2 separate regions of the Homo sapiens genome follow, and region 1 is linked to region 2. The links are chromatin loops, found by intact Hi-C in ENCODE. Cell type or tissue: heart left ventricle. All regions are shown on one strand. Links, peaks and the distances in the headings refer to the core of each region. The heading gives the core; the rest is flanking DNA. Region 1 overlaps PIP5K1B (phosphatidylinositol-4-phosphate 5-kinase type 1 beta). Region 2 overlaps PIP5K1B (phosphatidylinositol-4-phosphate 5-kinase type 1 beta).

Region 1 (2,917 bases), core at 249-2,748, 110 kb after region 2:
TGAGAACCCTTAAGATCAACTCTTCTAGCAAATCTCAAGTACACAATACGTGATTATTAACTATGGTCACCACACTGTGCCTCAGATCTCCAGAACTTCCTCATCTGGCATACATTTTGGCCAACACCTCCTCACTTCCTCTTCTTTCCACCAGTAACTATCATTCTAGTCTCTGCTTTTATGAGTTCAGCTTTCTTAGATTTTACAAATGAGTTCATGCAGTGTTTGGCTTTTTGCGTCTGGCGTATTTCATTTAGCATAATGTCCTCCAGGTTCATCCATGTTATTGCAAATGGCAGAATTTCCTTCTTTTTTAAGGATGAATACTCTTCCTTTGTATATGTATACCACATTTGCTTTAACCATTCATCAGATAAGGCACACTTAGGTTGTTGCCCCAACTTTTTGGGAAGCTCCCTAAGTTGGTGTTCTGACCATGTCTGCTTACTTTTTGGTTTAAGCCCAGCACTTGGAATGAAGTAGGCACTCAGTATACATTTGAATGGATGATTGGTAGTTTTGTAGGGAGAAAAGCAGATACTGTTTATTATGCTGACAGTTCATTATTAAAGTAAAATTTATATATAGTAAAAATGCAGAAATCTTTGTAGTTCCATAAATTTTGAAAAATATGTACCCAAGTTACCATCACCCAGATCAAGATAAAGAACATTCCCCCATCCCACCAGCAAGTTCCCTTCTGCCCCTTCTTAGACGTGACCCGAAGGGCTTTTCTCCTTCGTTTTTTCCTGGAAGCTTTCTACGTTTAACTTTCACATTTTGTCGGTGATCCATCTCAAATTAATTTCTGTATATGATATGAGTAGGGGTGTCGAAGGTTTCTGTTGTTGTGCTTTAACAACTATTCCTTGTTCCTTTGATGAAATCAAATAATCAAGACTTGTATATAGAAATAGATTTGTCATTGGGAAATGGATCTCTGTATCTCTTTTTCTCTTTTATAATTGAACCATGGTTGCTGGGGATAACTTAGAAACACAGGAAAGGGCTAATTTTCTGCAGTGATTGGATGGCTCAAGGCAATATGTGTAGGACAGGTTACTCCAGTCAGACCTACGTTCAAATCCAAATGCCACCAGAGGTGAGACAAGATAGTCTTAATACTCAAATGTACAAAATAAATAGCCAGAGACCTCACCTAACAGGGTTCTTTTTAATGAGTAAATGAAATAACATGTGTAATACAGTCATCACAGTATAAACATCACAGTCAACGATGCCTGCTAGCTTTACACCTGTGCTTGTGTGTGTACATGTTGGGGTATGATATTGGAAAGAAAAACAAATCTCATAGCGATATACGGTGAAAAAGGTCCCTGAACTTGGATGAGGGTTCCTCTTTAAAAAGGAGGAACCCTTTTTATATTTATATCCTATCACACACAGAGTCACTCCCCTCAAAGGGAGAGGAGGCCCTCTTCTCACCTCTGAGGCTGCTCATGGCAGGAGCTCAGTCACTGCCAGTTCTCTGAGCCATTGTGGCTTCTGTCCTCACAATGAATAAACCTGGAAACACACTGTTTGAGTCTCTTCCTGCCTATGGGTTCTAAGTGCTGCTGTCTGAGCTGTGCCTGCAGCAGGCTTCCTGCTTCTGGTGCTCACTGCGGGGAGGGGAGCCATCGGTTGATACCAGGAGAGAGCCTGCTGCTCTGCTGCCTTCATTAGAAACAGGCAGTCTCCTTGTCTAAAAATAGCAAAAGTGGGAGAGTGGGGAAGAGCAGCAGCCATGCTCAGGGCTGAAAGTGAGAAAGGCAGAAACAAGCAGATCTCTGAAAGCCTCCTGTATGGTGGCAGGCGGCTAAGCATTCTGGGTGCAGTGACTGTGGTCAAAGCTTTTCTACTTCCCTGGGTCCGTGTTGGGGGGTTTTGTAGATGTGTCCACACACTCAGCCAAGGGCTGAGCATGAAGGAGCCGCTCTGTCCTGGCAGGAGCATGAGATGTGCCACACGCTGATACTGTCCAGGCTGCAGCAGGAGCGCTAGTGCTAGTGCTTGAGAATTTCCACACCCTGTAGTATCCTCACCCACTCCCTGCCCCAACCAAAGGTGAGCTTTTTCCCAGTGGGGCACAAGGTGTTGGTTTGACCATCACTTCAGAAGCGCCTGGGTCACGCTGGAATGGGCTTGCCCTTAAGCAGAGTGTGGCTCTGGTACTAAACAAGTCTTTGCAGCCATTAAGTGAGACCAGGCTGTATTTGTGGGTGTTCTCTGCAGGTAGAGCTTTCCTGTCTACATTTGTTATCAGTTAATGTTCTGGTAGCTAAACTAAGAGCAGAAAAGGAATTCTTTCCAAGGTCTTACGATAAATCTGTCTATGCAAGCAGACCTCATCAAAGCCCCATGAAAACAGGCAGAGTCTCAGAGGTAAGAGTCCTGTTGATACTCCTGTTTGCTTATCCCAAAGAGCTTTACCCTCTCTTGGCCTTTCTTTCTCTTGTACTATCCAAACTGATCCTCTTGCTGGCCTTGTGAGATGGGCTGGGCATCTTTCCCACCCACAGATGAGGAACCAGGAGCTCAGTGTCATAACTTGCCCAGCATTGTAACCAGTAATCAGAGACGCAGAGCTTGTATCAAGGCCTCTGCCCTTCGCCTGGATATTCTCTGAGGTTTCTTCCCCACATGACAGTTTCTGAAGGGCAAAAACCTCCTAACATGAAGCAGCCTAAAATGTGGCATGAATTTAAGCAAACTTAGGGGGCAAAAAAAAGACTCCATTTAACTTTGATTTGGGAAACATTTTTCTTTGCATGACCCAGCAATTATGACTCTGAACCCAGAGAGGGAAATATAACCCTAACTCACTGTTGGCCAGGCAGTATACAATATTTATATAGTCACAATACTATAAACTCTATGTGTCAATTTTCTAATTTTAGAGCCAATCTGTGGACAA
Region 2 (2,917 bases), core at 327-2,826:
CATCAGCTTAATTATTGGATGATATTAGAAAAGTAGTAAATGGGAAATATTGGTGTCCCCATGCTGTATGTTTTAGCACAGATTAATGTAAGAAATTATTATGGATCTATGGTGGGACTAGTAAGCAATTTCCAAATTAAATTATAAGAAACATTATCACAAAAAACATTTGAAAAGAAAGAGCTTTAATGTTTGGAATAGATTCTGCATCAAAAGAAGCAACTTATCATCTTGCCAAACCTCAGCCTCGTCATTGTTTTGGAGCAAGAAAGAGAATTGAACCTCACTCATGTTTTGTTGCCTGTACCATTGAACAAGGCCCTGACTGTTAAGACTAATGTTGAGACCCTTGTTTTCTTTGCAGACTGCATCATCTGCTATTAAAGGTGCTATTCAGCTGGGAATAGGATACACAGTGGGTAATCTCACTTCCAAGCCAGAACGAGATGTTCTTATGCAAGACTTTTATGTGGTGGAAAGTGTGTTCCTACCCAGGTAAGAACATTTTTATTTGTGATGATTTCCATGCTAAGGAACCTTCTTTGTGACAACCCCATATTGAAGGGCTTTTCTACTATGTACATGTTTATATGTACAGATGTGAATATTGGGCCTTTGGCAGGGCCAAAGGCAGTCCAAATGATGTTTACTTCCTGTTTCATCAGGATGTCTCACAATTTTTATGTGGAGATGGTAAATAGGTTTCATCTATGGACTAATTCTAATTAGTTGTGATGAATGCCTGGAAGACCATATGGAGAAAGATTTTGAGGTTCAGTGGGAAAGAGTGCAGTAATCACAGAGTAATGTCCGCCAAGGGTTTATAGAAAGAAGGCTTCCATGAAGCAGCAACTGGTGCTAGGTTTTTGCTCCCCCTAATTTAAAAGCATGGGCTGGTAGGCCCATAATTGGGCCTCAAATCTGAGTTTAGTCTTATCTCTTCTCTTTTATGATGACTTTAACTTAACTTTCCTCGAGAAAACATGGATAATCCTGCTGTTTGCAAAAATACCAAAGTTACCCATATATGTTGTCTCTAGCTTTCATCATTTTAGGGTGAGGGGATCAATTATTTAAAAACAAATACATCTGGAAATGGATGATGGTAATATGAATGTATTAATGCCACAAAACTGTACACTTAAAAGTGGCTAACATAGTAAATTTTATGTTGAGTATATTTTACCACAATAAAACTAATTAATTAAAAATTCTATTACTACGTTCATTTAGGAAGAGAAGAAGTAATCATTAAATAAGTATCACCACAAGTGACAGGATTTTTCAAATGATCCAGAAAATAAAAATAAAGATATTCAATTTGGGGACTTGTCTTTGGAGCTGTGAGAATTGATTTTAACATTTCTCTTAAAAATAAGTCATGTTATTACCAGGCTTGGGTAAACATAGCTAAAGTGACACTTTGTTTACCACTAGTGTCCTCATCACCTTATTAAAAATCTATATGTATCTTTAGAATAATTGTCTTTACACATTTATCTCTGTGTCTAGGTGTCAACTGCCTAAAAATAAAACCTGTTTGTGGACATGCAGTAACCCCCACATAGTCACCAAGGAGCAGAGCCCATAAATTTTTAAAAGTCAGCTACCTCGTTTTGCTTTAAATGCTCTTAGCTGCAGAATAAAGTTGGTCTACTGGCCTTTTGAAGTCTGCTTGTCTAGGGTCCTCTAGCAGCCATGAGAACCAGATTCCAGGCAGAAAATGGACAACCGCAAGGCCCAAGATATAATCCTTGCTTATGATCCTACTCTTCTTTCTATAGTTGGAAATGTTCTCTGTGTTTGTTTTTAACAGCCTACCATTCCAAAAAAAAAAAAATGTATATTAACTACATGTTTTTCTCTTAAAAGCCAGGGGGTCATGAGTTTATCTTCATCTTTTGGTATGATTTTTTTAGGCTCATAATGCTTGTAAGTGTGTTTGCAGGATGTTTGTTTGAGCTCTCATGGTCTCCAAAGGTCTCTACCCAGACATTTCAACTTTGTTGTTCTTTGGCTACAAAGAACAGGAGAAATGGAGGACTTCTGTGGGAGTGTGGAGACAGTGAGCTCAGGGTGCTGAGAGCATTACAGCTGAAGGTGGGGGTATAAAGACGTTCCATGTGCTCCCCCTATCCTCACTGACTGACCTCTTCTACTTCCAGTGTCCAATCAACACAGCCAACCATTGACGGGCACTTGGGGAAAGCATGGCTCAGGCATGAGGTCCCCAAATCCTAAACACTGGCACACCTGGAACTTGCTAGACATGCAGATTCTTGGGCTCCACCCAGACCAACTGAATTAGAAACTCTGTGGGTGGGAACCAGGAATCTGTTTTAACAAGCCGTCGGGGTGATTCTCAGCACAGAAAGGTTTGAGAACCACTGGCCTCGCCCATGACTTTCCACTTGAGAGAGAGAATCTTTCTGGTAGATAACAAATTTTGTTCTTGGAGTTATTACACGACTCTTACAACTAATAAAACTCAAATCATTTTTTAAAAGCATCTTAAATGTCAAAATGACATCTATTAGCACTTTGCATCTTTGGCCTTCACTGTCATCCAAGGTAGCAGCAGCAGGTGTGTCACTGGCAGAGGAGTAGCTAGCTGACTTTCCCTTATTTAGAGGCATCCATTGTCACATTTAAAATATAGCAATTTAGAGTATTTGCAGCCTATAAATGTGCACACCTGTAATCCCAGCAACTCAGGAGGAGGCTGAGGCAGGAGAATCTCTGGAGCCTGGGAGGCAGAGGTTGCAGTGGGCTGAGGTCCTGCCACTGCACTCCAGTCTGGGCGACAGGGTGGTACTCTGTCTCAAAAAAAAAAAAAAGAAAAAAATTACCTCCCTCATTTTCTTTATAATAATATTGTGTAAAATGAGTAAAAGTCTATAAGAAAAACTTTAAAAAT

What was found. Hi-C counts contacts between places; a loop is a spot of excess contacts. Peaks named below come from ENCODE experiments on the same cell type or tissue, not always from the same donor. Only the 100,000 strongest peaks of a DNase experiment are listed, where the experiment ranks them.
Region 1: it touches region 2 in a loop (2.1-fold over the local background); 8 of 110 quality-filtered maps call a loop at or near these places.

The regions. Positions count from the first base shown.
Region 1 is chr9:68,978,145-68,981,061 of GRCh38, forward strand. All of the region lies in intron 14 of PIP5K1B (phosphatidylinositol-4-phosphate 5-kinase type 1 beta), which reads left to right. Among named protein-coding and RNA genes, the nearest start is that of PRKACG, 35 kb to the right of the region's middle. In heart left ventricle, for the core only: no CTCF peak of the experiment used is centred there; DNase peaks (open chromatin) are centred at 1,626 and 2,003; H3K27ac peaks cover 2,209 bases.
Region 2 is chr9:68,863,473-68,866,389 of GRCh38, forward strand. PIP5K1B (phosphatidylinositol-4-phosphate 5-kinase type 1 beta) reads left to right here. Exons shown (of 16, transcript NM_003558.4): 5 at 365-495. Among named protein-coding and RNA genes, the nearest start is that of PABIR1, 85 kb to the left of the region's middle. In heart left ventricle, for the core only: no CTCF peak of the experiment used is centred there; no DNase peak of the experiment used is centred there.